Linked DNA regions of Mus musculus: region 2 is linked to region 1. The links are chromatin loops, found by intact Hi-C in ENCODE. Cell type or tissue: left cerebral cortex. All regions are shown on one strand. Each heading gives the region's core, and the rest is flanking DNA. Links, peaks and the distances in the headings are about the cores only.

Region 1 (8,519 bases), core at 438-8,437:
TTAGCTTTAGAAGAAAAATAAAGCATATTTGGAGAGAGTTGGGATAATATTTCTACAGCCACTATTTTATTATTTCTCATAGTATTTAAATGCAGTTTTATAAGTATATTATGTCTTGGAATGAGGATTTTCATAGGTAAAATACCATAAAATACTACACACTGAGTGGGAAAGAATTTAGGGTGAAAGTCCACTGAAATCCTCTATTAGTGTATTGTCTTAAATGCAAAGTCAATGCAGATACATGTTTCATTGTTTCTGATAGGTTTGTCTCCAATATATACCTATGATATCATTAACAACCAATCTCTATAAAGACTCAAAACATGACTTTCTTAATACCCGAACACACCAACTCTATGTGACAGCTGTTGTAATAATTAGAGAACAAAAGAGGAGATCAAGAAAATCCTCCTAGAATTAAATCATTATAGAAAAAAAGATTATCATTCTTGATCAAGGGACATATTTAGCACACAAATTGAAATGTAAGCACATGCCATCTATTTACCTCAAAACGCATAACCATAAATCATACTATTGGAGGAGGTTGATCGTTCTTTCTACATTTTCAAATTTGGTAAAAGAACACAAACATTGTTTAGAAGAAATAAAAACTTATACCAATGGTAAGACAAGGACTGCTTTTGTAAGTGTACTGCCAGGAAAGGTCAAGGCTATTGGAGAAAGAAAGATTGAGTTCTCCAATCTCAAGGAGGAGAGATTAAAGCACTGAGGTGAGATAGTGAACCCAATGCTGGTGACACTTAAAAGGAGGCTGGTCAGCATCACTGCTCATTCTCATTTGACAGTTGAGAAGTGTGTCTTCTGTTCCCCAGCAGACACAGCAAGATAGGGTCACTTGTTTTTTGCTTGACCTGGAATGGAGCAAAGCCTACGAGGGGAGGGCTATGGATAATAAAACTCAGTGAAATAGAGGAGGAGTTTACAACTGTAGTTCTCTGAAGAGCTCTAAAAATAGATAGATCAGGAACCTATACTTGGAAAGGAAGAATTGTAACTGTCACAAACGAACTACAAGATACATAAAAGTATAGATTGTTTTGGAAACTGAGTTCTGTGCTTAAAGAAAGGAATGGGCTGAGGCACTGTGGGAGGGCAGACGGGGAGATAGGTAAGGACCAGACTGTAACACAATAAATTTAAAAATGTGTACATCTTGAAAAAAAAAGCAGAAAAATAAAAGATTGAGATGTGCCTTTGTGAATAATTAAACCATACTGGATTTTTTTTTTGAGTTTTCAATTAATGCTGGTATCTCAATATCTTCATCACCGTCTTATTGCTGTGAAGAGAGACTATGACCAAGGCAACTTTTATGAATGAAAACATTTTCTTGGGAGCTTGTTTAGTTTCAGTAATTGAATCCATTATAGTCTCTGTGAGGAGCATGCAGGCACTAGAGCAATGGCAGAGAGCTACACCCTGATCCCTGATCTGCAAGCAAGTCAAAAGTCTGGGTCTGACCTTAACTTTTGAAAGCTCAAAGCCAACCCAGAGTGATACACTTTCTCCAATGAGGCTAATCCTTCAATTTTTTTAAATAGTGCCAGTTCCTAGTGACTAAGCATTAAAAATATGTGCTGCTGTGATAGGCATTCTTATTACAAACATTGCATTTAGCATCCAGACCCACATCATTTATTATAATCACTGCATATCTTACTAGCCTGTTGTACAAACTCCATCCTGTCAACAATTCGTGTGTGATTGCAAGAACAAGTGCAGGAAGAAATAAGGAGAAACTGCTGATTTGAGAACTAGGTTTACTTGTTGGGACATGACTTTAACACTTTTATAATTTTGAAACTTTGAATAACTTTTGGAAAATACGCTTAACTCTGACATCACCATGAATATAAATAATGAAAATACATCTGAATGAATGTATTTATTTATAGGCAAACAGTGAATGATAAAACAGCACTTAAAAGTAACTTTAAGTTAGTTTGATCATTATTCTGTCTTTGAGGAAATTAATTACAATTGAACTTATGTAAGTCCTCTCTAAAGTTTTACTGCTATGATAATTGTAATTTTCCATGTTTTATGTAAATAATGAAAAACATATTAGCACGTATACTATGGTATGAAAGATATACTTCTTTCTTTCATTGTGGTAATATATAAGACAGTTGGTTTCTTGGAGAATGATCGAAAGGGAAATGTCTGCATGCAAAATGCCATTTTCTTCATTTGACTCTTTGACAGCTATCATCAGTGTACATTTATGTTGTCTTGAATTAGAGCCAAACATTTCAACGTATTTCTAGTACACTCGAGTTATCTGAAATGTAGTGCCAAGGAGGGCAAGCAGAGTGCCCATTTGTTTGACATTCTCAATCACTTGCAGCGCCACGCAGTCTCTTTGACACAGTAGGATGTCACTGCATCCTTATACACAGAAATATGCCATTAGCAACTATACATCATTGAAATATCCAATTAAATAAAATAATGAAATAACTATTTTGTATCTTTTCTCCCTATTCTTTATAGCTACACTAAAATCATCAATAAGTTAAGAGGTAAGGAATGTTCTCCCTTGATTGTTAATTACACATCAGTTTGTAACACTAAAAACATAAGATTTATGAAACGTCAGTTTAAGTAATAGTTTCTGTACTTCCCAGGTTACAATGAAATAAAATGTTTATACAGGACGGGGTAATTTATTTTACTTAAATTAATTCTCTGTTTTTAGAATCCTGTGACAAATTTTAAAGCCTACAAAAAATTCTGATATAGAACATTCTATTATTTCTACAACTCTAAATGTATATGTTATGTAAGAAATGAAATGCAGGAAAGCAATGTAATCATATTTTATGGCTACACTGGTCAAATCTTGTTCTTTGATAGGAGGAGTGGCCATAAATGCACTATTACATTTTCAATGAAGGTCTACTGTTACTTGTTCTTGTAATATCTCTTCCAAGTGCTTCTATACTGCATCTCATATTTCAAAGACATTTTGTGTAATCTCAATTTCATGACCTGTGCCAAAACCCTGACTGAAAATATTATCCCTATTGTATAACTGTGTTATGAGAAGTATCAATTCCTATTACAATACTGATCCATTTCTTAAGTCTTTCTCAACCTCCTGGAAATGCCTCAAAATGAAAAGCATTTTATTGAACCCTTAATTTCAGTATCAAACTAGGATCACTAGTAAAAGTAATGACTTTTTTAAAAAATGAGGACCATTAAGGTTTGAGTCTCTTCCTTTCCCCTGTTAATATAAATATTTAAGAGTACATATAATGAATTACTAATGCATGCTAAAAATGCACAGTTTTGAAAAGATTCAGCAAAAAGAAAAATGGTACATACAGAAGACCACATGCCATGTCTCTGTTTCTGAGAAATTCCCTGTCCAGGAAAAAGTACAGACAGCCATTCCTGCATGATGGTTTAATCCTGAGAGACATGTGAAAATTTAAAGATTAGAAAGTTTAAAAATCATAGTTTCTTTTTCTGAAGTGATTTAATTGTGGTGCTGTGAATAAAAAGTTACCCCAATAGACTTAGATATTTTAATGTTTGATCTTCATTTGGTGGACTATGTTTTGTTGGTTTGGGAGGCGTGGGCTTGTGCCACTGAATTTTGGCTTTGAGGATTCACAAGCCCATACAATTACTAGTGGTCATAACCACCATCTCTCCCTGATGATGACTGTTTCATGGTGTGAGCTTTCAGCTACCTGGACCATGCTTGCTTCTCATGCCTTCATGGTTGTAAAATGAAACCCCTGTAACTGTAAGCTCCCAATGGACAAATTCTTCCACAAATTGCCTTGCTCATACTGTCCCTTCACAGAAAACAAACAAACAAACAAACGAACAAAAAACCCAAAAACTTATCAAAGACAATATTTAAACCTTGACTATAACTATAAAAAGCATGTAAAAATTATTGCAAACATAGTCAATGTTCATATTCAAATTTGTGTTGAACTTTTTAATTTACAGATTGTAAATATTTGTATCTTTCTTTAAAAGGGAATTTCCTAGAAACACTTCACAAAAGAAGTGTTAGCCTAGTTAGGGGAACTTATTACTTGTATTTATTAATTAATATGGCAGAAAACTAACTTTTAAATGGCTATGCTTAAGGCCGTTCCTTTGCAGAAACCAGATTCAGGTTTGTAGGGCCAGCACTAAACATGCTATTTATATCATCACTCTAGGGTACAGAATATTTTGTAGGGACCAAAAATGTCTAAGAGCTAAAGGATGGAATAGAGGTTGGTAATAGCAATCTACAGACTCAGTTCAACCATTGCAATCAATGACTAAAACACATCTGCAATTCTCTTCAATGGGTCCACACATTGCTCCCATTATCAACATTTAGAATGGGGAGTGGCTCAAGGGTCTTACAATTTTTCTCCCACCTTCTCTCTACTGAAAGGCTCTGAGAGTAAGGAACTCCTGTCTTCTAGTGTGTTCTGTGTGGTGAATTTATCAAGTTCTGAAGTATAAATTAAAACCTGTGGACAGCATAGAACCCTGGCTAACCTAAGTGGGTCACACAACAAAAGTAACAGACACAGACTTGAGAATAGAAATGTTTCAAGGGAAAGAGCATGCAGACAGATGGTAGGGAAGTGGGAAACAAGATGTTAATATAAATCTCATACATTTGTGAAATTTTCTAAAAGAAAATACAGCAAATATAGAACAAGAGAATTTCCTAGTGTGTTAAAGCAGGGACAAAACCTATTAAGGAGCTAGAGAAAGTCTGTTTTGCAAAGGGAAAAGTGACATTAATGTAATGCCTGTTGACTGTCAGCCATCTCCCGACTAAGCCTGGACTTAGAATAGCCCTCATGTATGTATCACAGTAAAGAGAACGATACAGAACCATTCCCCTTTATTATCGGTGGAATGTATTTGCCACACCAAGGGAGCAGAGCATGGTCATGAACAGATGCCAGAAGAAATTTGGAGAAGACAATGTTCTGAGAACTTCCAGATGTACAAAATAAGACATGAAAACCCACCTAAGAGGATAGTCCATGAATGGAAACTACAGTTACAAAAGGAAAGAATTAACTGAAAAAAAAATAGTGTGTGTGTGTGAATATAAATCCTCCATTTATTACAGAACATTTAAAACTTTTTGATATTTCATTTTATTACTAAAGGTGTATGCCAAATGATCAGGATATAATTCTTACTTGCCAGTAATAAGCAGACAGATCCTTATTATTTTAATTCAAATTATGTTGTCATTTAATTCTTTCATGTTTTTTTAAGATATGAAACACACCAAAAGGATATTTAAAAATTATAGGATATTTTAAAAATTTGTACAGTAATAATTTAATTTTCACTGAAATCCTACTTCACACTGCATTTTACTTTCTTGAGTATGTATATGTGCATGGATGTGTATGTACATGTCATGCACTATATCATGTGTGTGCAATGTGTTTGCACATGCTTGTAGCACCAGAGTTTGATGACAGGCTTCTTCCTGTACCCTTCTCCATCTTATGTTGGGAGACAGACTCTCTCAGTGCATCTGGAATTTGCCCATGTGGCTAGCACAACTCATCACTGCTCTGAATATTTCTATTTTTTTTGGTTACAGAAACAGGAGCACTCCCAACTTTTACATGGGTATAGGGAAGCTTATGTATTCCTCCAACAGTCTTCATTATATAATTTATTAGCTTTTATTGTACTCCACTGTCAGGCCCTTGAGGGCAAGATCATACTTGCTGAATTGTTAGAAGAACAAGATTCATCCTCACAAGTACAGATGGCAGTTATATGCTTGAGGTTGAATGATTCCACAATGTTTTCAGTAATGTGTTTCTCATAATTTTAAAAACAAAGACAATAGAGGGTGGGGTATAAATAGATAACTTTATTCCTCACTTAGAGCTGACAATTGTTCAGCAATTCACAGTATTTTAAAGAAATCCCATCTTTTCCCACCATCGAATAGATCATTTCTATTTATTTGAAAATATGAAATAGTCTCTAATAAAATGGAACACATCTTACAAGTTATTATAAATGTATTTGCCTTTGCCATTATATGATTTATAAAGTTCTTGAATTTTGGATTGTTTGTTTATTTTAATTAAAATTGTTATCACATTCATTCACATTTATTTTCATTTCTTCATTTATTTTCATGCAATTTCCCAATTTATACCTGGAGAATCATATATATATTAAATCTTCTGCATTCTGCATATAAAAACAGGTCTTGGGATGCCAGTTCTGCCCCATGAAGATGAGAAAATCTTTTACCTCTCACCACTGACATCCTGTATCTCTTCTGGTTCATCCAGGCTGAATTGTTCTCTTGCTGAAAACAATGTTTTTACATAATATCAGCAAAAGTCATGGTCTATCTGTAATCAAAATTAGATAAGACATTAACAAGAATATTTTAGAATCAAGATTGATGAAAGCAGATACACAGGTAACCACATGATGAGAAGTAATGGCTATAGCTTTTCTCTTTGCACGGTGAGCACAGGCCCTCCAAATTAGAGACTAATTTCTTTAAATCATTCTTGAGTATACTGATACAGACATGTGGTATTGGAGTGGATCCTAATATTGTTTTCTGGAGCTACTGTAGTCCCTTATGCGATATCAAAGACTAAACATAGTTACTTTGTTTTTCTTTTTCTATGACTAAAAGCATGTCTGTAAGATAGATCTGCTCCTGATTAGAAGACACGTATCGTATCGTCATGCCTTCCAGGAACATTTGTATGTATGATATGTTGCACTGCAATAGCAGTGAAACTTCTCTTATCTTTAGTCTTTCTTCTTACTCTTCCATGTCAGCTTACCCACAGTGGAAACATTCTGCCTTCTACCTTCATGTGCATTTTTCCTGTTAGTTGAAAACCAATGACACTTATTGTGGATATTGGCTTAGTTTGCTTATGAAGAAAATCTGAACTTCTCTCTTTTCTCCTGAAAATATAATTTTCAAAAAACATAATTCCATTAGCATGAATAGCCCCAATTCATGTATGCTATAATTTATTCTTTAATTTATTTGTTCATGGATACTTAACATTAATTCCACAACTTGAAAATTGTGAGCAGTGCCATAATTAACGTAAAAGATTATATATATGTGCATGGCATACTTGTTTTGGTCACTTTGAGTATGTACATCGGAATGGTCAAGCTGACTCAAATAATAATCCCATTTTTTAAATAAGTTAGTAACCCATCTCACTGACTTGCAAAGGGGCTGGACTAATTTAAATTCCCACATTGTGTACAGGTCCTCCACAGTCACTAACCACAACCACAACATTTGCTGCTTTCTGCTTCCCAAATGTCTTCATTCTGGCTGCACTGAAGTGGAATCTCATTGATGTTCTCATTTGTATCTCCCAGATAAGTAAAACATTGAATATTTTTTCATGCACTTTATCCAATATACTGTTCTTGAAAAGTGTGCATTCTGTTGCTGTTCCCATTTACTTTGGGGGTTTTGATACTTGATAATTGAGTTAGATGTGTATTGTAGATCTCCATCCCTGTCAGAAACATAATAAAAAAGTAATCTTCTATTCGCTATGCAGTGTCTTCCTCCAGTTTTTCTGCTTTAGCTGTGACTAATTCCCCTAGACCTAGTACTTGACATCAAGAGTATTTGTTTCTAAGATGATACGCATACATGCAAGTGGAATTTAATGGTCCCGTGTGTATGTGTGTGTGTGTGTGTGTGTGTGTGTGTGTGAGACCATAAAGTATCAAAGAAGAGACCATGAATTCTAGAGACTGTGGGGAAGAAAATGTTAGTGTTGGAGAGGATAGGGGGTGTAGAAATTATGTAAAGACAGTTGCACTCTTAGGCTGTAACATTAATTAATTAATTAATTAATTAATTAAAGATATAATTGTCTGTGGATTGTATCTGTTGGGAATCAATTCAATTTATTGATAATAGCAAAGATCTCTTTTGCAATTCAAAATATCTTATCAACTTACTTTGAATACATGGTCCTGCAAAAGCTACCAACCTCGCATAATCTCTAAATCTTTGGTTTTCTCCAGGATTTTACTGCTTTATATCTCTGCACATGCAGAAAGTTAAATTCTGTTTTATAGTAAAAATTGAATAATCTTGTGGTCATATTTTTCCAATTACTATGTGCCTTCTAGATACTTGAAATATACAAAGGTCAGTTGAAAAACTTTAGAACGGTGGAAGCTCTACAATATTCATATTGAAAATAGAATTTAACACAGAAATCATATGTGTCCTGACTAGGCACTATTTTTTTTTCTGAAAATGTATCTATGTCTTCTTCATAGTATCTTTGTATCAGCTCACTTTTTAGCTATCTATAAGCCCATAAACTTGCTTTCTTCGTCTTCTTCTTCTTCTTCTTCTTCTTCTTCTTCTTCTTCTTCTTCTTCTTCTTCTTCTTCTTCTTCTTCTTCCTCACAAATCTGTGGTGAATTGGTTTATTATTCATATCATTCATGTATTTAATTGC
Region 2 (8,519 bases), core at 195-8,194, 62 kb after region 1:
GTGTGTTGGAGGCCACCTATCAGCTGGTGTATGCTACCTGGTTGGTGGTCCAATGTTTGAGAGATCTCAGGGGTACAGAATAATTGAGACTTATGGTCCTCCTACAGGGTCCCCACTTGGGAGAGAGAAGAAAGGAATCACAAATGGGGAGGGAGGGAGAGACCTGAGAGGGAAAATGGACAGGGCTGTGGGGTGGGGGCAGGGAGCAGTGGGCAGTAGAGGGGAATCTAATCTGGTATTGTGTGAGGGAAAAGGACTGAAGCCCTGAGGACCAGCAGAAAGAATGTAAACAGGTAACCTCAGGAAATAGGAGGTTGGAGGGAACTCCCTAGAATGCACCAGAGACCTGGGAGGTGAGAGACTCCCAGGACTCAGAGGGAGGGACCTTAGATGAAATGCCCAACAGTAGGGAGAGGGAACTTATAGAGCCCACCTCCAGCAGGAAAACAGGGCATCAAATGAGGGATGGGGTTGCCATTCCATAGTCAAAACCTCTTGCCCATAATTGTTCCTATCTGAAAGAATTACAGGGATGGAAATGGAGAGGTGCCTAAGGAAAAGAAGGTCCAGTGGCAGGCCCAAAGTGGGATCCAGCTCAAGTGGAGGTCCCAAGGCCTGACACAGAGGCTATGGAGTGCTCACAAAAAGGGACTTATCATGACTGCTCTCTGAAAGACCCAACAAGCAACTGAAAGAGTCAGATGCAGATATTTTTATCCAACCAATGGACAGATGCAGCTGACCCCTGTTGTTGAATCATATTTATTACATACTTAATGTGTTTCATTGGTTTAACTGGGACTAATGTAGGATATTTTCCTACTAACAATGGTTTGATTCTAGGAAATCAGAGCCCACAAGCATCTGACTTATTACACTGGTGTTGAGAATGGCAAATGGAGAATCCATCTTTGTGCCAGCATGTTTGCTCATTTGTTCATTTGTTTTGTTTTATTTTTTATTGTTCTCATCTGTGTTTTATTTTTTCTTTTCTTCCTGTTTAAAAATTCATTTAGATTCCAAGGGATGCCCTTCTCCTGGTCCCCACCTCAGTGAGGCCTTCTCTTTATGCTTATCCTTGGAGATGGTGGACACATGTTTACCTAGGAATGTTCAGCTCTGAATTTGAAAGAAGGTAGGATAGGACCAGTACCCCCTCCGCTCCCACTTCTCACGTATATTATATCCAGACAGCAGTTGTTATATCCTCCTTTCCTCCCAATCCCTTTCTCCCATATACCCACTCCCCCCAATCCACTTCTTTGTTTTCCTTCAAAAAAAATGGCAGGTTTCCCAGGGGTATCAACCAAACAAGGCACATCAAGTTGCAGTAACACTATGTACTTCCCCTCATATTAATACTGAAAAGGCAACCCAGCAGGAGGAAAAGGGTCCCCAACCAGGTAAAAGTCTGAGAGACAGCCCCTGCTCCTACTGTAAGCAGTCCCACAAGAAGACCAAGCTCAACAACAATAACATGTATGTAGATGGCTTGTATGAATACATGCAAGTTCCCTGATAGTTAAGTCTCTGTAAGTTCGAAGGAACCCAGATTATTTGGTTCTCTGTGATTTCTTGTGGGTGTCCTTGACTCATTGACTCCTAGAATCCATCCTCCATTCTTCTACAAGGTTTACTGAGTTCTGCCCAAGGTTTGGTTGTATTTCTTTGTATTTGTTTCCATCAGTTTTCCAGAGGAAGGTTCTCTGATGACAAATATGCTCCTGTCTATAAGTATAGCAGAATATCATTAGCAGTGTCAGTGGTTGGATCTTACTTTAGGCATGGGTCTCATGCTGGACCATTCCCACAATTTCAGTGCCACTGGTACATCAACACATTCTGCAGGCAGTACAAATTATAGGTCAAATTTTTTCTGACTTAGGTTGGTGTCCCAGTTCCTCTACTGGAAGGCTTGCCTGGTTATGGGAGTATTCAGGCTCTGTATCCCCCATTCCTAGGAGTCTTAGCTAGGGTCACACATAGTAAGATTCCTAGTAGTTTGCGTTACATTAGATTTCTAGCTTGTCCCCCTCAAAGACCTCCAATACCAGTTACCTTTCAGAGTACTTGTTTCTTCCACAGCCCCCTCCCACCATCTAAACTTTCCTGTTCTTATCCTTACTGCCCCCTAACCCAGAGTCTATCCATAATATCTATTTTATTTTGCCTTCCAAGGGGAATCTTGTGTCACCCGTTCAGGCCTTGTTGTCACTTAGGTTCTCTGGGTCTGTGGATGGTAGCATGATTGATTATTCTTTACTTTCTAGCCAGTCTCACTTATGTGTGAGTACATACTATTATGATTCTCATAATCTAGTCCCATCCATTTGCCTGCAAATTACATGATGTCATTGCTTTTAACAGCCGGGTACTACTCTATCTGGTAAATGTACCATTTTCCTTATTTTTTCTTCAGTTGAGAGAAATTAAGTTATTTCTAGTTTCTGGCTATTACAAATAAAGCTGCTCTGAACATAGCTGAGTCTTTGGGCAAAGGTGGTGAGGCCTTTTGGAGTGGTAAACTTGGGTCTTAAGGTAGACCAGTTCCAATTTTTATAAGAAACTGCCATATTGATTTCCAATGTGGCTGTACAAGTTTGAACTCCCACAAGCAAAGGAGTGTTCCCTTTGTTCTATACCCTACTCAGCAGGAGCTATTACCAGTGTTTTTGATTTTAGTCATTCATTCTAAGAGGTACAAGATGAAATTCAAAGCTATTCTTACTTGCATTTCCCTGATTGCTAAGGCTGTTGCACATTGCTTTAAGTGTTTCTAGGCCATTTGAGATTCCTCTTTTGTGAAGTTTCTGTTTAGACTTGTACTCCATATTTACTTTGGTTATTTGATTTGTTGACATTGAGTTTCATGAGTTCTCTATATTTCTTGGAAATTAGCCCTGTGTAACTTGTGGATTTGGTGAATATATTTTTCTATTACATAGACTACCATTTTGTCCTATTGATAGTATCCTTTGCCCTACTGAAGATTCTCAGTTTCATGAGGACCCATTTATTAATCATTGATCTTAGTGCCTGCACTGTTGATGTTCTTTTCAGGAAGTTGTCTCCTGTGCCAATGCATTGAACTTTACTCACCACTTTCTCTTCTATCATGTTTAGTGTATCTGCATTGATGTTGAAGTCTTTGTTTTCTTGGACTTGAGTTTTATGCAGTCCTTAGGACTTCTAGTTTCCTTTTCTTTTCCTGTTTTTTTATTCACCCAGATATTGATAAATGCAATGTTTGATTTGCTTCTATTTAAACAGACAAATATATTTTTTTTAAATCTTGGTATTGTGAAAGTTGTTAACAGTAGATATATTCCAGACTTCACAACATTGGCCAGGTCTCACATTTTGATCTCACATCTCATTCTAGAAAACTACCCAAGGTAACTTCCTATACATCACCTACTTATCTTAACAATGCATCAAGTATTCAAAAATGACAATAATGTAGTGCACAAGCAGTGCTCCAAGTAAAAATAAAGCAAACAAACAAGAAACCATTTAACTTGCATTAATGTCTTTCATTTTGTAAAGTATCCGGGAGAATTCAAGCAGTTCCTCCAATTATCCTAGTATGTTACCAGACTGGAAGGATCTCCAAATAGGATAATGTGTGCTAACAGAAAGGGGCTCTTATAAGTTGTGGCATATCAGTCTACAGGATCTGTGTAAAAAAAGCAATTCTACCATGGCATTCAATATAGAGTTCTAAAAAATATTTATATGCGAGGTGGTCACTCAATCCCTCTGTTTGTTACTCCTTTACAAATTAAAAATAATATATTCTATTTTATTTAATTATTATGAAAAATTATACTTTATATATGAGACATTTAGCACTGCTGATTGGGTTACAGTAAGCTTTCAAATAATGTTATCATTAGGTTCACTCAAACTATGCATAGAAAGCATAAACTCTCAAAACACAGATGAAAGACAAAGAGTTTTTAGCTCAATATTCTTTGGTACTGTGTCCAAAAATATCTCTCACTCTGTGAGCTGTAAAAAGAGTCTCATCTTTCTATTTAGAGTGTATGACAGAGCTGACATGGTGTGTTTAAGCTAAACCACTGCCAGCAGTTTGGAAATACATTAATAATATTCCTTTGTTCTTTCTCTTTTCTTAACTTTGGGTTAGTTTTAGGGACATTTCAGCATTCCATTTTTTTTAACCTTGTTTGTTATAAACTTGTGCTGTCTTGCTCTATTTCATAGCTACAACCTCTACAATTTTAGTCCTTGCTTTCAAAGAAATTTTGGAATTTGCAAGACTGCCAGTTGGAATAAGTAATTAACACTTCAGCTCAGCTCTGAAAGGGGAATACAACTGTGGTGTACAGACTCCTGCCAAAGTCTGAGCTATCACCCAGAAAATGCCTGAAATTCTCATCACGGTACTTTGAATATCACCAAAGGAAAACAGAAAAAGGGAGGCGAAATGATCAACATAAAAGCTCACCTGCTTGTTCCCATGGGTGTGGTACAAATGAAGTTTCAGCAAATAACAGAAATGAACCAATATGTATCAGCAGGAAGGATTCCCGGCCATAGGGAATCCAGTGGAGAATGGGAAGCTACAAAATGGCATTCAAATTTGATGTGGAGGATCAAACTACCACAAAACATTTAGTACATGGCTACATGGTAAGGACCTAGTTAAATTTGGAAACATCTATGAAAACAAATCCTGCAGAATTCATATAATATTTACTCCGTGGCTTGTATATAGAAAATGGAAATAATATGGACGGTGGAAAGTATGCAGAGTGGTTAGGTTAATTACATTTGTTAATCTGGAAATTATGCTTGTGACCATTACATTTTCCGGTTAATTCGTCATATACAATTTACTTCAAATAAAGGAAACACTTTAAATAGTTACCAGAATGTAAAAACAAAAACAAACAAACAAACAAACAGCATACACCTGTCACTTATATATTGAGTAACCAATTCAGTTTCACCCATGTGTTTGCATCCTTTTTGTCGACATCTATTTTAGGTTTGCTGGTGAGGAATATACTGGAAAAAATTCTTTTCTATGAATATGGAGGTAAAAGTGTCAGAGAAAATATTTTCCTTAGTTTATTTTTTGGGTATAGTTGGGCTTATTCTCTTGCATTTTTTAAAACAGAATTACACTATTACAAAGTACTATTTTTCTCTGTGAGTGAGAAATTGTAGCGATAATATATTTTGTATTGTATGGATGCACCACCTATCCAGTAAAAATTCCTATGGCCTATAGGAAAGGGTAGAATAGAAGGTGGGACTTCCACGAGGCAGAAAGAATTCTGGGATAAACTCAGGTGCAGTAGATCTATCTGCCCAGGAAGATGTAACAAGACAGATGCATGGTACCTGAGCACAGGTAAATAGCCACATGGCAGAATGTAAGTTAAAATAAATGGATTATTTATTAGTCACAGAACAGCCTAGTTATAATGCCAAGGCATTTGTAAATTTATTTTCAGTGTGAGTCTTATTTCTAGGATCATTGATCTGGGAGGAAGAAACAGACTTAACTTCTACAAGAACTTTCCATAAATATTGAAACAACAGTATGTATACAGAACTATAGAAAGACAGGCTAGAGAGATGGCTAGGCAGCTAAGAGCACTGACTATTCTTGCAGAAGAACTAAGATTCCACTATCTACTCATAGGGCCCATACTTCCTTCTCCTAGGAATCTGACACCCACACCTGGAATCTGTGATCTATGGGCACCAGCATACACACATACATATACACCATTTTACACAACTTTAAAAAGTATATATAGAGAGAAGAAACATAAAAAGAAACTTATAATGAATTTCCTCACCTGCTGTGGCGTGCTAAGGAGTCCCAAAATGTTCTACATCAAGCCCAAAACTCATAAGAAAGACCAAGAAACCTAGAAAGAGCACAATAGACTTTTGCTATAAAATGCAATGTAAAGCACAGGAGAAGTCAAGTTCAGACTGAGTCTAAAGAAAAGACTTTGGTTGCCTCTGTATTTGTCAGGCTCTGTTAGAGGCTCTCAGGAGACAGCCATATCAGGCTACCTTGAGGTCCAGGATGGAGGAGTTGGAGAAGGGTCTGAAGGAGCTAAGGGGGTTTGCAGCCCCATGGAGGGAGCAAAAATGTCAACTGGCCAGACCCACCAAAGTTCCTGGGAACTAGACACCAACCAGAGTACATATGGAGGGACCAATGGTTCTGGCTGCATTTGTGGCAGAGGATGGCCTTGTTGGACATCAGTCACAGAAGAGGCCCTTGGGTCTGAGGGGGTTTCAATACCCCAGTGTAGGGAAATGCCAGGGAGGGAAGATGGGAGTGGGTGGTTGGGTGGGGGAGCATCCTCATAGAGTCAGGGGAGTGGGGATAGGATAGGGGTTTTCTAAAGAGGAGACCTGGAAAGGGGAAAATATTTAAAATGTAAATAAAGAAATGCAAATCAAAACAACCCTGAGATTTCACCTCACACCAATCAGAATTACTAAGATCAAAAACTCAGGAGACTGGGGCTGGTGAGATGGCTCAGTGGGTAAGAGCACCCGACTGCTCTTCCGAAGGTCCGGAGTTCAAATCCCAGCAACCACATGGTGGCTCACAACCATCGGTAATGAGATATGACTCCCTCTTCTGGAGTGTATAAAGACAGCTACAGTGTACTTACATATAAATAAATAAATCTTTAAAAAAAACTCAGGAGACAATAGAGAATATAGAGAAAGAGGAACACTACTCCATTGTTGGTTGAATTGCAAGCTGGTGTATCTCCTCTGGAAATTGGTTTGGCGGTTCCTCAGAAAAATGGACATAGTAATACCTGAGGACCCAGCTATACCACTCCTAGGCATATACCCAGAAAATGCCCCAAAATATAATAAGAACACATGTTCCACTATGTTCATAGCAGCCTTATTTATGTGCTACATTTACACAATGGTGTACTACACAGCTATTAAAAACAATGAATTTATGAAATTCTTAGACAAATGGATGGATCTGGAGGATATCATCCTAAGTGAGGTAACACAATCGCAAAAGAAAACACATAGTATGCACTCTCTGATAAGTGGATCCTAGCCCAAAATCTCCTACAAACCAGGATACAACTCACAGACCACATGAAGCTCAATAAGAATAAAGACCAAAGTATGGGTGCTTCAGTCCTTCTTAGAAGGAGAATGATATACTCAGAGGGGCAAATATGGAGATAAAAGTGTAGAGCAGAGCCTAAAAGAAAAGACCACCAGAGACTGTTCTACGTGGGGGTTCATCCCATATACAGTTACCAAACCTAGACACTATTGTGGATGCCATCAAGTACATGCTGACAGGAGCATGATATGGGTGTCTCTTGAGAGGCCCTACCAGATGCCTTACAAATGCAGAGGTAGATGTTAGCAGTCAACCATTGGACTGACCACGGGATCCTTAATAAAGATGTTAGAGAAAGAACTGAAGGAGTTGAAGGGGTTTGCAAACCCATTGGAAGAACAATCAACCAACCAGACACCCAGAACTCTCAAGAACTAACCATCAACAAAGGAGTAAACATGGCTCCAGCTGCATTTGTAGCAGAGGATGGCCTTGTCATGCATCAATGGAAGGAGAGGTCCTTGGTCCTATGAAGGCTCAATTGATGCCCTAGGGTAGGGGAATCAAGGACACGGAGGTGGGAGTGGCTGGGGGTGGAAGAACACCCTCATAGATATAGCAGGACGGAGGACATAATAGGGTGTTTCCAGGAGGGAGGGAAACCAGGAAAGTGGATAACATTTGAAAGGTAAATAAAGAAAATAATAATAAAAAACAACAAAAAACAATGCTAATGTCTAATAAGATGAAAGACAGAGAGAGAGAGAGAGAGAGAGAGAGAGAGAGAGAGAGAGAGAGAGAGAGAGAGGAAGAAAGGAAGGAAGGAAGGAAGGAAGGAAAGAAAGAAAGAAAGGAAAGGAAAGGAAAGGAAAGGAAAGGAAAGGAAAGGAAAGGAAAGGAAAGGAAAGAACTTTGCCAAACAAGATCAAAGACATGCACCAACTAGAAGAGTTCCTTCTTCATAATCTCTTGTGAATCAATTTCTTTGTTTTTCTTAGGTCTTCAACTAGCTGCATACTACCTTTCTACACTGGTGAATTATATATGCAGTACACAGTCATGTGCTACTTCCCCACATAAGAAGTCTCTCATGCATCCACCGGGGAAGGATCTGAACAAATACCTTTGTAGTCAGCCACGTTGATATATGCTAACTGGCTCCTCAAGGACTCATATTCCTTCTTTTCTTTCCCTTATTTACTTCAAATAGCATGCTCAGTGAAAAGAGTGAGCCCAACACCATTTGTCTTTCTACTTGACCTTTAAAGTCATACTCAGAAACCAACCCAAATATTTGCCACTTTTATGTAACTGAAGTACCACCATCATTAATATTTGCCTTCAGAGTTATTGACTTCTGGATAGAAAGACTATTTAACAAGCAAATAGTTATTTTTTTATATTCCTGTTACAGCTT

What was found. Hi-C counts contacts between places; a loop is a spot of excess contacts. Peaks named below come from ENCODE experiments on the same cell type or tissue, not always from the same donor. Only the 100,000 strongest peaks of a DNase experiment are listed, where the experiment ranks them.
Region 2: it touches region 1 in a loop (2.7-fold over the local background); 2 of 42 quality-filtered maps call a loop at or near these places.

Annotation. Positions count from the first base shown.
Region 1 is chr14:111,880,231-111,888,749 of GRCm38, reverse strand. No RefSeq gene overlaps it. Among named protein-coding and RNA genes, the nearest start is that of Gm52150, 170 kb to the right of the region's middle. In left cerebral cortex, for the core only: no CTCF peak of the experiment used is centred there; a DNase peak (open chromatin) is centred at 4,603.
Region 2 is chr14:111,818,038-111,826,556 of GRCm38, reverse strand. No RefSeq gene overlaps it. Among named protein-coding and RNA genes, the nearest start is that of Gm52150, 110 kb to the right of the region's middle. In left cerebral cortex, for the core only: no CTCF peak of the experiment used is centred there; a DNase peak (open chromatin) is centred at 4,290.